2 separate regions of the Homo sapiens genome follow, and region 2 is linked to region 1. A link is a contact called in ENCODE Hi-C or POLR2A ChIA-PET data. All regions are on one chromosome and are shown on one strand. The core of a region is the stretch at or near the end of the contact, and the rest is flanking DNA. Distances in the headings are between cores, read along the strand shown. Region 1 holds the start of MTRES1 (mitochondrial transcription rescue factor 1). Region 2 holds the start of AFG1L (AFG1 like ATPase).

What was found. A loop is a pair of places that touch in the nucleus more often than their neighbours do. ChIA-PET counts read pairs that join two places held with the same protein, here RNA polymerase II (POLR2A). Pooled maps may share reads with other maps.
Region 2: a map of CD8-positive, alpha-beta T cell shows a loop between it and region 1 (6-fold over the local background). The contact joins the promoter of AFG1L here to the promoter of MTRES1 in region 1. A Hi-C loop is called at or near these places in 4 of 168 maps with a recorded cell type or tissue (CD4-positive, alpha-beta T cell, CD8-positive, alpha-beta T cell and naive thymus-derived CD4-positive, alpha-beta T cell) and 8 of 50 pooled maps. POLR2A ChIA-PET finds 5 or more read pairs at or near these places in 1 of 52 experiments (Panc1).

Annotation. Positions count from the first base shown.
Region 1 is chr6:107,021,751-107,029,559 of GRCh38, reverse strand. MTRES1 (mitochondrial transcription rescue factor 1) reads right to left here and starts at 1,361. Exons shown (of 4, transcript NM_016487.5): 1 at 1,289-1,361. RefSeq lists enhancers at 643-742, 853-962 and a silencer at 1,073-1,542.
Region 2 is chr6:108,293,607-108,301,494 of GRCh38, reverse strand. AFG1L (AFG1 like ATPase) reads right to left here and starts at 6,441. Exons shown (of 13, transcript NM_145315.5): 1 at 6,277-6,441. The coding sequence starts at 6,415. RefSeq lists an enhancer at 6,100-6,589.

The sequences.
Region 1 (7,809 bases), core at 112-2,611:
GTGAGCCGAGTTCACACCAGTGCATTCTAGCCTCGGCGACAGAGCGAGTGTCAAAAAAAAAAACAACAAAACAGGCCGGGCGCGGTGGCTCACGCCTGTAATCCCAGCACTGTCGGAGGCTTAGGCGTGCGGATCAGGAAGTCAGGAAATCGAGACCATCCTGGCTAACACGGTGAAACCCCGTCTCTACTAAAAATACAAAAAATTAGCCGGGCGTGGTGGCAGGCGCCTGTAGTCCCAGCTACTCGGGAGGCTGAGGCGGGAGAATGGCGTGAACCCGGGAGGCGGAGCTTGCAGTGAGCAGAGATCGCGCCACTGCACTCCAGCCTGGGCGACAGAGCGAGACTGCGTCTCAAAAAAAAAAAAAATAGCCGGGTGTGGCGGTGTGCGCCTGTAGTCCCAGCTGCTGGGGAGGCTGAGGCAGGAGAATGGCGTGAACCTGGGAGGCGGAGCTTGCAGTGAGCCGAGATCCCGCCATTGCACTCCAGCCTGGGCGACAGAGCAAGACTCCGTCTCAAAAAAACAAAACAAAACAAAACAAAACAACACCCTGTGGAATAAAAATTGATCAGGAGGACGGGTGCATTCGAATGAATCAGGAAAAGAACACGCAATGATGGACCCTGGGAAGTGACCTGATGGAAGTTCATTTTAAAAGATCTCTTTGGCGTTGGTGTGGGATGAGTGGAGAGATGATCACGGCAGAATCCCATAGGAGGTTTTGGGTGACATCTTCAGGAGAGGTATACAATCTGAACTAACCGAAGACTGTAAGAAAAGCAGTGTCTGTAAAAAAAGCAGCGCTGACTTTGACCTGCTTGACGCCAGGAAACGCTCCACATTCCTGAGCCCGTTCACCGCTCCGTAAGATGGAGAAACTGGTCTAAACGCTTTGAAGTCTAATGCAGCTAAAGATCCTTCCCTTTACTTGGAGACCTCGGAGGCTGTGGGCTGAGACAGGGTCGGATTCCTCTCGCTCCCTCCCCACCCCCGCGGGCAGTGCACCTTCCTGGGTCCCCAAGGTCAAAGGAAATGGACAACTGCGTCCCCGGGTTCGCAGTCTGCATTCGGAGCCAGCAGGAGCGACAGGAGGCAGGAACGGAAGGCTTCGCCGCGCTCAATTACCACAGTCCCTGCGCAGCCCTGAGCTCGCGGGGCGTCCCGAGGCTGGCAGGACACGGGACACTCACGGGGAGACCCGGCGGGAGCGTGGGCGGGGCGGAGAGGCGAAGTGACAGGGGGCGCGGGCAGGGGGCCCGGCGCGGCGCGCCAGCAGAGGCGCACTCACCTGTACGTCAGGCCCTCTCGTCCCTCCCCGCGGCCGCGCGGACTGCAGGCCTCCAGGCTACCCCTATCTGCGCCCCGCCCCTTCCGCCGGCGCCGGCGCAGTGAGAGCGGGTCGGGCGGGGCGCGAGGCCAGGGCGGCAGCGAAGCAGCGACCCCTGCTGGAGGCCGCGTCTTGGAGGACTGCGCGGGAAGTAGGCTCGGGGCACACCATTCTCCCGGGTTCACGCCATTCTCCTGCCTCAGCCTCCTGAGTAGCTGGGACTACAGGCGCCCACCACCACGCCCGGCTAATTTTTTTGTGTTTTTAGCAGAGACAGGGTTTCACCGTTTTAGCCAGGATGGTCTCGATCTCCCGCCCTCGTGATCCGCTCTCCTCGGCCTCCCAAAGTGCTGGGATTACAGGCGTGAGCCACCGCGCCCGGCCATCTTAATTCTTTTTTCTTTTTTTTTTTTTTTTGAAACCGAGTCTCACTCTTGCCCAGGCTGGAGTGCAGCGGCGTAATCTCAGCTCACTGCGACCTCCGCCTCCCGGGTTCAAGCGATTGTCGTTCCTCAGTCTCCTAAGTAGCTGGGACTACAGGCGTGAGCCACCATGACCGGCTAATCATCTTAATTATTAATGAAGTGATCCTTTCTCTGGGACCACTAACCCCTTTGAACATTTTTTTTTTTGACAGGGTCTCACTCTGTTGCCCGGAGTGCAATGGTGCGATCTCGGCTCACTGCAACCTCTGCTACCCAGGCTCAAGCTGTTCTCCCCACCTCAGCCTCCCCAGTACCTGGGACTCCAGGTGTGTGCCACCACGGCCTGCTAATTTTTGTTTTGTTTTGTTTTGTTTGTAGAGATGGGGTTTCGCCATATTGCCCAGGCTGGGACTCAAGAGAAGCGATCTTCCAGCCTCAGCCTCTTAAAGTGCTGGGATTACAGGTGTAAGCCACCGAGCCCGCCCTCTTTGAACATCTCCAAGAGATATAGGCGTTGTTTCCAGAAAAATGTGCAAATACGTCAGACTCGCAGTTTAAGGAAACATCTTTTCAAGACCAACGCAATTTACACGTGAGCCAATTCCCCTTTCCCTCCCAACCAACTATCCATCCATTCGTCCATCCATCCATCCATCCATCCATCCATCCCTCTCTCATTAGGTCTGTCTGTGGAGAACTCTGACTCATACACCAAACAAGATGTCACCCTGCAACATTCTAACAAAACTTCTAGTCAAAGTCACAGATGACCTCTGCAATGTAAATCCAAAGGTCTGGTCTCATTCCTCAACTTACTTGAGTTATAGGATACCCCATTGGTTTCACCTACCTCACTTGCCACTTAATCTTCTTCCCTGTTTTTTCTTTTGTTTTGTTTTGTTTTTTTGTTTTTGAGAATGAGGCCTGCTCTGGCCCCCAGGCTGGTGTGCAATGGCATGATCTCTGCTCACTGCAACCTTCACTCTCGGGTTCAAGCGATTCTCCTGCCTCAGCCTCCTTAGTAGTTGGGACTACAGGTACGCACCACCATGCCCGGCTAATTTTTGTAGTTTTAATAGAGACAGGGTTTCACCAATATTGGCCAGGCTTGTCTCAAACTCCTGACCTCAAGTGATCCACCTGCCTTGGCATCTCAAAGTGCTGGGATTACAGGCATGAGCCACCACTCCCAGCCAGCTGTTTTTTCATTACATCCTTAGAATGCCAAAGAGTAAGTGCCCCATACTTAGACCTCTAATCTTTTTCCTTTTTATCTATCCTAGTTCCCCAGTCGATCTCCAACAATTTCGTGGCTTTAAATATTATCTATATATGGACGATCCTCAAATTTGTATTGCGAGCCGAGATCATTCTCTTGCATTCAAGACTACAACTGCCTACTTAACATCTTCACTTGGAAATCTAACGGAAATCTCAAACTTGATAGGACCAAAACCCAGATCCGGGTCTCAATGCGTTCCTCCCACAGCATTCCTTATTTCAGTTAATGAGTCTTCCACCCTTCCTGTTACTTAGGTCAGATATCTTAGAGATACACTCAATTTCTCCCTTTCTGTCTCACCTGGGATTAGAGGCGTGCACCACCACACCTAGCTAATTTTTGTATTTTTAGTAGAGATGGGGTTTTACCATGTTGGTCAGGCTGGTCTCAAACTCCTGACCTCAGGTCATCCACCGCCTCAGCCTCCCAAAGTTCTGGGATTATAGGTGTGAGCCACCACGCCTGGCGGCTTACCTTTCTTCAGGCTATCCTCAGGACAATAACCAGAGTGATCCTATTAAATCACAAATCAAATCCTGTCATTACTTAAAATCCTCCTGGGCTGGGCGCGGTGGCTTATACCTGTAACTCCAACACCTTGGGAGGCCGAGGCGGGCAGATCATGAGGTCATGAGTTTGAGACCCGCCTGACCAACATAGTGAAACCCTTTCTCTACTAAAAATACAAAAATTAGCCGGGCGTGGTGGTGTGCGCCTGTAATCCCAGCTACTCAGGAGGCTGAGGCAGGAGAATAACTTGAACCTGGGAGGCGGAGGTTGCATTGAGCCGAGATCGCGCCACTGCACTCCAGCCTGGGTGACAGAGCGAGACTCCATCTCAAACAAACAAACAAACAAACAAACAAAAAACCAAAAACCCAAAACCATCCCAGGCTACCCACCTTATGTTACAGTTAAAGCCAAAATCCTTTCAATGGCTGGTGAGGCCTTCTGCATCTGAACTCACCTACATTGCTGACCTCATCTACACTACTGACCTCATCTCCCACCACCTTCCTCCTCCCTCTCTGGGTTCAGCCATACTTGCCTCCTTGCCATTCCCGGATGAGGTCCCTGGAAACCTCAGATGATGTCTTGCTTTAGGGCTTTTGCACACTTTCTTCCCTCCATCTGGAATCCTCTTCCCTCAGCTGACCACGTGATTTGTTTCCATACTTCCTTCAGGTTTTCACACAAATGTCATTTTCTAAGTGAGGCATTCTCTTAATTATACTATTTTAAATTAACCCCCTACGTGATGGCATGTGTCTCTAGTCCCAGTTACTCAGGACTCTGAGGCAGGAGGATTGCTTGAACCCAGGAGTTTGAGACCAGAAGGATCAAGAGAATATTTTTGATCCAGCCTAAAAAAATTATTAAATGTCCTAAAATTTTTCAATTTTTCTTCACAACACTAATCACTATCTAATATGTTTCCCACTTATTTAACTCTTCTGTCTACTCCCACTAGAATGTGAGCCCTATCAGGGTAAAAATCATGTTTAACGTACTGCTGTATCCAATGCCTAGAACTGTGACTAGCACATAGTAGGTTCTGAATAAATAAGAGTTGTTTGAGAATGGAATAAATCTACATGTACAGAGATATGCACTGCAGCTTTATTTGTATGATACTAAAAAATGAAAACAACCTGATTTTCCATCGGTGTAATTATTTATTTAATTATTTTTTTGAGACAGGGCCTCACTTTGTCACCTAGGCTGGAATACAGTGGTGCCATCTTGGCTTACTGTAGCCTCGAACTCCCAGGCTTAAGCAATCCTCCCACCTCAGCCCTCTAATTGTTGTATTCTTCGTAGAGATGGGGTTTCACCATGTTAGCCAGGCTGATCTCGAACTTCAAGCCTCAGGTGATCTGCCCGCCTTGACCTCCCAAAGTGCTGGGATTACAGGCGTGAGCCACCAGACCTGGCCCCATCAATGTTTTTATTTATTTTTATTTCATTTTATTTAACTTTTGAGTTGGAGTCTCACCCTGTTGCCCAGGCTGGAGTGCAGTGGCCCAATCTCAGCTCACTGCAACCTCTGCCTGCTGGGTTCAAGCAATTCTTCTGCCTCAGCCTCCTGAGTAGCTGGGATTACAGGTGCCCGTCACCATGCCCAGCTAATTTTTGTATTTTTAGTAGAGGCAGGGTTTCACCACGTTGGCCAGGCTAGTCTCCAGTTCCTGACCTCAGGAACAGGCACTCCAGCCTGGGCAACAAGAGGGAAAATCCGTCTAAAAAAAAAAAAAAAAGGCCGAATGCAGTAGCTCACACCTGTAATCCCAGCACTTTGGGAGGCCGAGACGGGCGTATCACGAGGTCAGGAGATTGAGACCATCCTGGCTAACACAGTGAAACCCCATCTCTACTAAAAATACAAAAAATTAGCTGGGCGTGGTGGCGGGCGCCTGTAGTCCCAGCTACTCAGGAGGCTGAGGCAGGAGAATGGCATGAACCCGGGAGGCAGAGCTTGCAGTGAGCCGAGACTGCACCACTGCACTCCAGCCTGGGCGACAGAGCAAGACTCTGTCTCAAAAAAAAAAAAATTTCCAGGGGACAAACTTTCATAAAGTTTTATACATGTTCACGGGAATGTATGCTATATTAAATTAGAAATAAGGCCCAGCGCAGTGGCTCATGCCTGTAATCCCAGCTCTTTGGGAGGCCGAGGTGAGTGGATCACCTGAGGTCAGGAGTTCGGGACCAGCCTGGCCAACATGGCAAAACCCCATCTCTACTAAAAATACAAAAATTAGCCAGGCATGGTGGTGCACACCTGTAGTCCCAGCTACTTTGGAGGCTGAGGCAGGAGAATTGCTTGAACCTGGGAGGCAGAGGTTGCAGTGAGCCGAGACTGTGCCAATGCACTTCCGCCTGGGTGATAGAGCAAGACTCCATCTGACAAAAAATAAATAAATAAATAAAAATAAACCCTCTGTATATCCAGAGGAAAGGAACATCCTTATTTCTGAAGACACACGGACACAGAGAAGATGCTGAACAAAGAGGCCTTGTGGCTGGGCTCGGTGGCTCTTGCCTGTAATTCCAGCCCTTTGGGAGGCCAAGGTGGATGGATCACTTGGGGTCAGGAGTTCAAGACCAGCCTGGCCAACATGGTGAAACCCTATCTCTACTAAAAAAAATATAAAAAATTAGCTGGGTGTGGTGGCACGTGCCTGTAATCCCAGCTACTCCGGAGGCTGAGGCAGGAGAATTGCTTGAACTTGGGAGACAGAGGTTGCAGCGAGCTGAGAGCACACCACTGCACTGTAGCCTGGGTGACAGAAGACTCCATCTAAAAAAAAAAAAGAAAAAAAGAAAAAAAACCCCAACAACAACAACTGAAAAAGAGGCCTTGCTAAATATCCCCCCCAGCATATTACCATTAGATCATACCCCCTTAGTCTATTCATTATGATCTATTTCTTTATCAAATCTAGTATATAACATACACAGGTTGGCTGGGCATGGTGACTCATGCCTGTAATCTCAACCCTTTGGGAGACCAAGGTGGGAGGATCACTTGAGCCCAGGAGTTTGAGATCAGCCCGGGCAACCTAGCAAGACCCCATCTCCATAAAAAGTTAAAAAATTAGCCAGGTCTGGTGGCCAATGCCTGTAGTCCCAGCTATTAGGGAGGCTAAGGCAGGAGGATTGCTTGAGCCCTGGAGGTCAAAGCTGCAGTGAGTTGAGTTTGTGCCACTGCACTCCAGCCTGTGTGGCAGAGTGAGACCCTGTCTCAAAAAACAACAATAACAACAAAACCAAAAAAAAAAAAGTACACAGGTTTACCCTTTTCTTTTCTTTTTTTTTGAGACGGAGTCTCACTCTGTCGCTCAGGTTGGAGTGCAGTGGCACAATCTCGGCTCGCTGCAAGCTCAACCTTCCCAGTTCACACCGTTCTCCTGCCTCAGCCTCCCGAGTAGCTGGGACCACAGGCGCCCACCATCACACCGGGCTAAGTTTTTGTATTTTTAGCAGAGACGGGGTTTCACCGTGTTAGCCAGGATGGTCTCAATTTCCTGACCTCGTGATCTGCCCGCCTCGGCCTCCCAAAGTGCTGGGATCACAGGCATGAGCCACCGCGCCCAGCTGTTGTTTTTCTAAAGATGGGGTTTTGCCATATCGCCCAGGCTCATCTCAAACTTCTGGCCTCAAGTGATCCTCCTGCCTCAGCCTTCCTAGTAGCTGGTATTATAGGCATGAGCCACAACACCCGGACTTATTTTTAATTTTTCAATACAAACACTGAAGACTAAATATTTCCCTCTAAGGACCGCTTAAACTGTACCCCACAAGTGTTTCCAATACTATTGCTTAGACCACAGTTGAGATTGCTGGTGTATATTGGTTTATGGCAAGTAAACTAAATTTGTTGGCACTTACTAATTATAGGTGACTATAATAATCACTTTAGGAAGTGAAGAACCTGCAGGAGATGCTGCTCACTTCCTTCCTTCTACCCATTAGGTAAAGTAAACCTATTGCATATTTTAGTTGTGACTCATTTCCTCAAAGTTGTACAAACCTAATAATGTTCCCTGTTATAAGGATCTTAGAATCAATAAGGATAAAACAATGCCAATGATAAGTAGTGAAGCAAGTGACCCAAAACATGAACAATGAAGATAAACAGTCCCAGCTCCAAGATATTTACTTAAGTAGCAAGGAGTATATCAAGGAAAATGGCAGTTTTCTTCATAAATGTACTTTTATCTTGTTGTCTACCCTTGCCTGAAGGATGAACTAAAAATTATAGCTTACTAGTA
Region 2 (7,888 bases), core at 5,192-7,691, 1.3 Mb before region 1:
CCCTAATAGTTAGGCAGGAATAGCATTGCCCCTATTCAGCCTGAAGAAGTTGCAGAAGATAGATCTTTGTTTCTCTTCAACACTTATTAAGGGTTCCCTTGTAAAAGGGAGTGGGGGGAAATGTCAGAGGCATTTGAACTCGAGCAACTCCATTTTAAATAAGGGCTGGGTAAAATAAGTCTGAGACTTGGTGGGCTGCATTCCCAGGAGGCTATGGCATTATTAGTCACAGGATGAGATAGGAGGTTGGCACAAGATACAAGTCATAAAGACCTTGCTGATAAAACAACTTGCAGTAAAGAAGCCAGGCAAAACCAAGATGGCGATGAGAGTGACCCCTGGTTGGCCTTACTGCTATACTCCCACCAGCACCACAAAATCCTCCATTATCATAAAGATAATCAGTCTCAGGGATAGGCATGACATTCTTTTCTAATATAATAAATATTAACAAAAATCCAAGAAACATGAAATAAGTTCACATAAAGATATTCATCTAATTGGATAATTAAAAGTAAGTTCAGGCCGGGCGTGGTGGCTCACGCCTATAATTCCAGCATTTTGGGAGGTCAAGTCGGGCGGATCACAAGGTCAGGAGATCGAGACCATCCTGGCTAATATGGTGAAACCCCATCTCTACTAAAAATACAAAAAATTAGCCAGGCGTGATGGCGTGCGCCTGTAGTCCCAGCTGCTCAGGAGGCTGAGGCAGGAGAATCGCTTGAACCTGTGAGACGGAGGTTGCAGTGAGCCGACATCGCTCCACTGCACTCCAGCCTGGATGACAGAGTGATATTCAGTCTCAAAAAAAAAAAAAAAGTAAGTTCAAACGCTATAACCAGTGAGTATTAAGGGAAACAGACAGTAAGTCCAAAGACAAATATTTTCTTAACTAGTAATATGTACTACTAATAAATTGTACCTTGGCAAGTAACATGTAAAAGAGAAACAAAATATGTATAAATAAACAAATAAATAAAAAATAAACTATACCAATTCATATATAGGAGGGTTAGTTCTACTCACATTAATACCTAATCAGGGGATGGGTCTGGTGGCTCACACCTGTAATCCCTGCACTTTGGGGGTCCAAGTTGGGCAGATCACCTGAGGTCAGGAGTTCCAGACTAGCCTGGCCAACATGGCGAAACCCTGTCTCTACTAAAAATACAAAAAAATTAGCTGGGCAGTGGTGGCACATGCCTGTAGTCTCAGCTACTTAGGAAGCTGAGACAGGAGAATCGCTTGAACCCAGGAGGCAGAGGTTGCAGTGAGCCAAGATTGCACCATTGCATTCCAGCCTGGGCGACAAGAGCAAAACTCCACCTCAAAAAAAAAAAACCCTAATAGGGAATAAACTCCTATGTATGTATACTAAAGAGATTGTGGAGTTAAATATGAATCATCATTTAATAGAGGCACCTAAAAATATAATATTGTTATATTGTCAGCATAATAAAAAGAAATCATAAGATGTGATCCTCATATTACCTTGCTTCTATGAAATACATTTAATTTCTAAGGCTAGCTTAAAGAAAATGGAATTTCAGATATGCTAATTTTTAGGTTTTAGAAAACCTATAAACATTTCCCTCCCTGGCTTCTCTCCTAGTCTCCTAAGACCACTCTATGAGGCCCCCTTCTTCTGCTCACAAAATGTCAAGTTTCCTCAAGCACTAGCCCTCAGCTTTTGCTTTTTCTTTTCTTTTCTCTTCTATTTTTAGAGACAGGGTCTCATTATGCTGCCCAGGCTTGTCTCAAACTCCTGGCCGCAAGCAATCCTCCTGCTTTGGCCTCATGAGTAGCTGGGATTTCAGGCACAAGCCACAGGCTCTTTTCACCCTACACATATATTCCCAGGCTCATTCTTCTATTCTCATGGCTCCCAATACCTCATATTTTCTTTCTTAGTCTCAGATCCCCAAGTGTCCTACAACTAACTAGACTTATTTACCTGGAACTATAATAAATGCCTCAAATTTAACAAGCCCCATATTGAATATCCCTCTAAAATCCTTTGGCCCTATCATTTAGTTTCATTTTTGTTTTGTTTCTTTTGATTACATTGCCCAAACTCAGAAACCTCAATTGCTTTTTTATTGTTTTACTTTTTACTTATTATGTCATTATTTCACCTGCAATAGGAAACCTAAATTTACCTTCACTCCTCCCTTTCCTTGTCTCTTCCAAGTATGTCCAAGTATGTTAATTTATTTTTTTTTTTTTTCTTTTTTGAGATGGAGTCTTGCTCTGTCCCCCAGGCTGGAGCGCAGTGGTGTGATCTTGGCTCACTGCAACCTCCGCCGCCTGGGTTCAAGCGATTCTCCTGCCTCAGCCTCCCAAGTAGCTGGGATTACAGGCATGCACCACCACGCCCAGCTAATTTTTGTATTTTTAGTAGAGACGAGGTTTCACCATGTTGGCCAGGCTGGTCTCAAACTCCTGACCTCAGGTGATCCGCCAGCCTCAGCCTCCCAAAGTGCTGGGATTACAGGCATGAGCCACTGTGCCTGGCCAAGTATGTTAATTCTATCAAAGAAGTGTCTCTGAATTCCCTCCCTCAGCTGCCCTGCTCTCCTTCACCACAGCAGTAATTCAGCCCCTAAACCACTCCCTAACACTCTATCTACTTCAGCTTCCTCCTAAATAATCACCCAGCTTCCAGTATTCTCCCATCCAGGCATTTCTGGTTTGTTTTTCAGGTGGCCACAAGAGAAATCATGCTAAAATAGATCTGATCACTTCTATTCCTGAGAAACTTCCACTAGTGTCCCACTGAGCTTAGACATCTTAACATACTGTAAGAGACTCTTCTCAACCACATCAGCCCACCTTTACAGCTTCATCTCTAACTGCTCTCTCAGAGACCATAAACCAATAAGGGCCATGTACAGCTCACATCCACACTTTTGCTAAAAATAAAAAATCTGGCCAGCCACAGTGGCTCACACCTGTAATACCAACACTTTGGGAGGCCAAGATGGGTGGATCACCTGAGGTCAGGAGTTCAAGACCAGCCTGACCAACATGTTGAAACCCCCTCTCTACTAAAAATACGAAAATTAGTTGGGTGTGGTGGCGGGCGCCTGTAATTCCAGCTACTCAGGAGGCTGAGGCAGGAAAATCGCTTGAACCCAGGAGGCAGAGGTTGCAATGAGCAGAGATCACACCATTGCACTACAGCCTGGGTGACAGAGCGAGACTCTGTCTCAAAAAAAAAAAAAAAAAAAAAAATTCTTCCCCTCTCCAAGCAGAGCTGCTTCCTCCTCTGCAGTCTTATAACACTTCAAACAGGCTTAGATCATGGTACAATATGTTATTAATGTTCACTGTTACATTAAAAAGCTAGTACAAATAGCAGTTAAGTTTGTGACTCTGAAGCAAAAACACCTGGGTTTAAAATCCAAGTTGGGTGACCATCCTTGTTTATTCATCTATAAAATAAAGACAATAATTTTTATAGAGTTTTATGAAGATTAAATTATGAAACAGAAACTGCAAGCAAAGTGCCTAGAACACAGAAGGGGCTCATCAAATGCTGGCTACCATAATTCCATATGCCTCTCAAGACTATGGGCTATTCAAGGGCTAGAACTCAGGTTCATTCACTTTTCCTTTTTTTTTTTTTTTTTTTTTGAGACAGGTTCTCACTCTGTCACCCAGCCTGCAGTGCAGTGACGCCATCTCTCTCAGCTCACTGCAGCCTCGACTTCCTGGGCTCAAGTGATCCTCCCACCTCAGCCTCCCAAGTAGCTGGGACTACAGGCGTGCACCACCACACCCGGCTAAGTTTTGTATTTTTTATAGAGAGGGGGTTTTGCCATGTTGCCCAGGCTGGTCTCAAACTCCTGAGCTCAAGTGATCCTACTCCCTCAGGCTTCCAAAGTGCCAGGATTACAGGTGTGAGCCACCACACCCAGCCACATTACACTGTACTAAATAGTAGACTTCAAAAGATGAAAAATGAAGGTAAAATAGAAATGTACCCCCCCAAAAAAACAGGAAAGGGATAGAAAATCGATTTGTAAATCAGACTCTGAATACTGAACAAAATTTCAACTAAAATTTTCCTTTTATTTAAAGATGGGGGCAGGGCACCATGGCTCACGCCTGTAATCCCAGCATTTTGGGGGGCCGAGGCTCCGGATCACCTGAGGTCAGGAGTTTGAGACCAGCCTGCCCAACATGGTGAAACCCCATCTCTACTAAAAATACAAAAACTAGCCAGGCGTGGTGGTGGGTGCCTGTGATCTCAGCTACTAGGGAGGCTGAGGCAGGGAGAATTGCTTGAATCCAGGAGGTGGAGGTTGCAGTGAGCCGAGATTGTACCATTGCACTCCAGTCTGGGAGACAGAGCAAGGCTCTATCTCAAAAAAATAAATAAATAAACAAAATAAAAATAAAGAGGGGAAGGGAGCGTCCTTAGATACAATTAAATGGACCTCTAACCTAACTGCATTTTCATCAAATCTTCACACCCAGAATTGGCTAAATTTTGTGTATTGGAGAAAGTGTGAGTATAGATTAATAGCACAGCCTTCACTTGAATCCAGTTCTGACACTTACTAGCCATATAACTTCAGCAACCTTGGATTCATGATCTCCAAAATGAGGATAATGAGGAATAATAAGATAATGTATGTAGAAAGTACTTAGTATATTGTATGACACAGAATAAGCATTCAGTGAATTTTATATGTTATAATGATGCTCCTTAAATCTTTAATGTTCATAAATCATGGTATATACATAGAATGGAATACTATTTTTAAAACTTAAAACACGAGGCAGTTCTATTCATATGAAATTGATATGGTATTGATATGGAATGATCTCCAAGCTACTAAATTTAAAAAGAAATTAACAATTAACAGAATTAACTGCTGTATACACAAAACAATGTGTACAGCATGTTACTACTTCTATTTTTTTAATACCATTATCTATATATGTATATGCTTATACATACACAGAATATATCTGGAAGAATACATAAGAAACTAGTATCACAGATTGCCTCTGAGGAGAAAAACTAAGCAGCTAAGGGATAGGGATAGAAAAAAGCCTTACATTTTGCCATATTCTTTCTTGCACCTGTTGAAATTTATAGCATTTGCTTTTATTGACTACCAAAAATGAAAAATAAAATTTATATTATAATCCACAGCTTACACTACCAGAATATTCCATTATATCTTTATTTATTTATTTACTTTTAACGACTACTCCAGCAGATCAGGGCTACCCCCAGGCAGTGTGTGGAGCCTATTCCATTATACTAAATGCATTATGCTAATCTTTGCAGAAAGACGTAAGGTGACCTAATCAAAGTTCTAGTATTAATTTCAACTGCATTGATGATAAGGGTCAAAGATTGTCATATTTTTAGCTAAATTAATAAATAATCTATTAAGGTATATACCTTATTAAGGTCTATCAATCTATTAAGGTATATTACAGGGGTTGCTTGGATTTGAGAAAAAGGAAAACGAGTATGTGGATGAGGGAGACAAGGAGAATAATTTCATTCATTCATTCACTCAAAAATCATATTTGCACGTCAAGTACCAATCATTGCGCTAAGTGCTTAGGAAACAATGACACAATGTCCTTGCCTTTGAAAATCGTGCAGTTTAGTGCGAATACATGAATAGAGCAGTAAAACTGGCACTCTTGGTTACTCAGAATATACATTCATTCATTCATTCATGAACATATAACTGAATGAAGGAAGCCAGGGAGAAAGAAAGCCCGGTGACAAAATAATTCCACTGAAGCCCCTAGTGACTTGAAAAGAACACCAAGAATCGATCCCTCAATCTGAGAATGTGTGTGGACCTTCCTTCCTAGAATCACGAGAGACATCAGGGCCTGCAGAGGTCCCAGGCGCGGCTCTTCCTCCAGTGCCCGTCAGTCACCAGCCCCGAGAGCTTGGAAAACGCAGAGGGTAGGGGTCCCCAGGCCCCAACCCCACACCTGCATCTCTTCAAGCCAGGCACTCCCACTAGGTTCAGCTCTCTAAACGTCCCGGAAGGAACAAACTCTGAGTCAACCTCTGACCCTCAAAATGAAAGTCACTCAGGGTCATTTCCCTCAGTGCTCAGGGCTCATTCACAGACAGTATAAAAGGTCAAGAGAAATGGAAACTCCTCTCGAGGAGCCCTCAGCTTCGTGAAAGCAGGAGACACCTGGGGTAGATCGGACAGGGAGGGTAATCCCAGAGGCTTCTCCAGTCATATGCAGTCGGCTCGGACTACTCATGGCACAGTCACTGACCTTTCCAAAAGGGCTTCCCAGGGGCGGTGGCCAGAGGAGCGAGAGCGGCGGCCCAGGCCCCGCACCCAACACATCTCCCTCTCAGCGGGCTCTGTGCTAAGGGGCGCAGGGTAACCAAGAGCGACCAGGAGGCCGCCATCTTGAACTCCGTACGAGGAGAGGAAGAGGAAAACTTTATTGGAACCCAGAAGAGAGACGGTGGCAAAGTCAAACCCCGCCGTGCACGCTGAAGGCTCCACCCGAGAGAACCAAGGGATCAGTTAGGGAACGTGACCTCCAGTAGCCACATGGGCGGGCTGCACTCCCGTGCCCTCCCGTCCTTCCGGACGCTGCCAGCCGGGACTACGACTCCCAGCATGCAGTGGGGTGGGGCGGGGTGGAACGGAACAGGCAGCTCCAGTCTGGGCAGTGGGAGGGAGGGCGATTCTCCGCCCGGCGCTGGCGGCCGGCCGAGGAACCCGAAGTTTTCAAGGAATTGGGAAGTGATTATGACGGGTAGGCAGGTAACCACTCTTGAGCCTTTTAAGTTAGCTCACATGACCGAGATTCCGAAACCTGAATAAAATGGAGGTGACCCAATGGGCCCTCGGGTTTTAACGGAAGAGTGGTGTCACTTCGTCACACCTCCCTAAATGGTAGGCCCATTTTTTATTTTATCTCCAGCGTCCAACTCATCTTTGACGAGTACCTGAAATGTGCGCCTACCGCTTTCCCTTTTCGTATTTGAATAATATAAATGGTACGCACTCAAATGTTTTGAAAGATTGTATAAGTGGCATGGGAAAGCCAAGGGCCTAAGAAGGACTGTCGGTGGACGGAGAAGTCATGGGACAGTGTATCCGAAGGGTAACTTCTCATTGATCTGCCCTAATTTGATTAAACAATAAATGCTTTGACATACTATAATAAGCGAATTAGGAGTACAAATTGCTGTCCAGAAGAGGCTGGCAATCCAGTAAGCGAGATGAATTCCAGAAAAGATAATACAGGCCGGGCTAGGTGGCTCATGCCTGGGAGGCCCAGGCAGGAGAATCGCTTGAGCCCGGGAGTTTGAGACCAGTCTGGGCAACATAGCGAGATCCTGTCTCTGCAAAAAATACAAAACTGGGCATGGTGGCCTGTGCCCTGTAGTCCTAGTTACTAGGGAGGCCGAGGTGGGGGTTGCGTCCAGGAGGTGGAGGCTGTAGTGAGCTGGGATTGTGCCACTGCACTCCTGCCTGGGAGACAGAGTGAGTCCCTGTCTCAAAAAAACAAAAAAAAAACAAAAAAAAAAAAAAAAAGAGAAGGCCCGGCGCGGTGGCTCACGCCTGTAATCCTAGCACTTTAGGAGGCTGAGGCAGGCGTATCACCTGAGGTCAGGAGTTCAAGACCAGCCTAGCCAACATGGTGAAACCCTGTCTCTACTAAAATACAAAAATTAGCCGGCATGATGGCAGGTGCCTATAATCCCAGCTACTTGGGAGGCGGAGGCAGGGAGAATCGCTTGAATCCGGGAGAGGGTGGCTGCAGTGAGTCGAGATCGTGCCACTGCACTCCAGCCTGGGCAGCTGAGCGAGACTCTGTCTCAAAAAAAGAAAAGAGAAGAGGAGGGGAGGGGAAGGGGGAGTGAAGG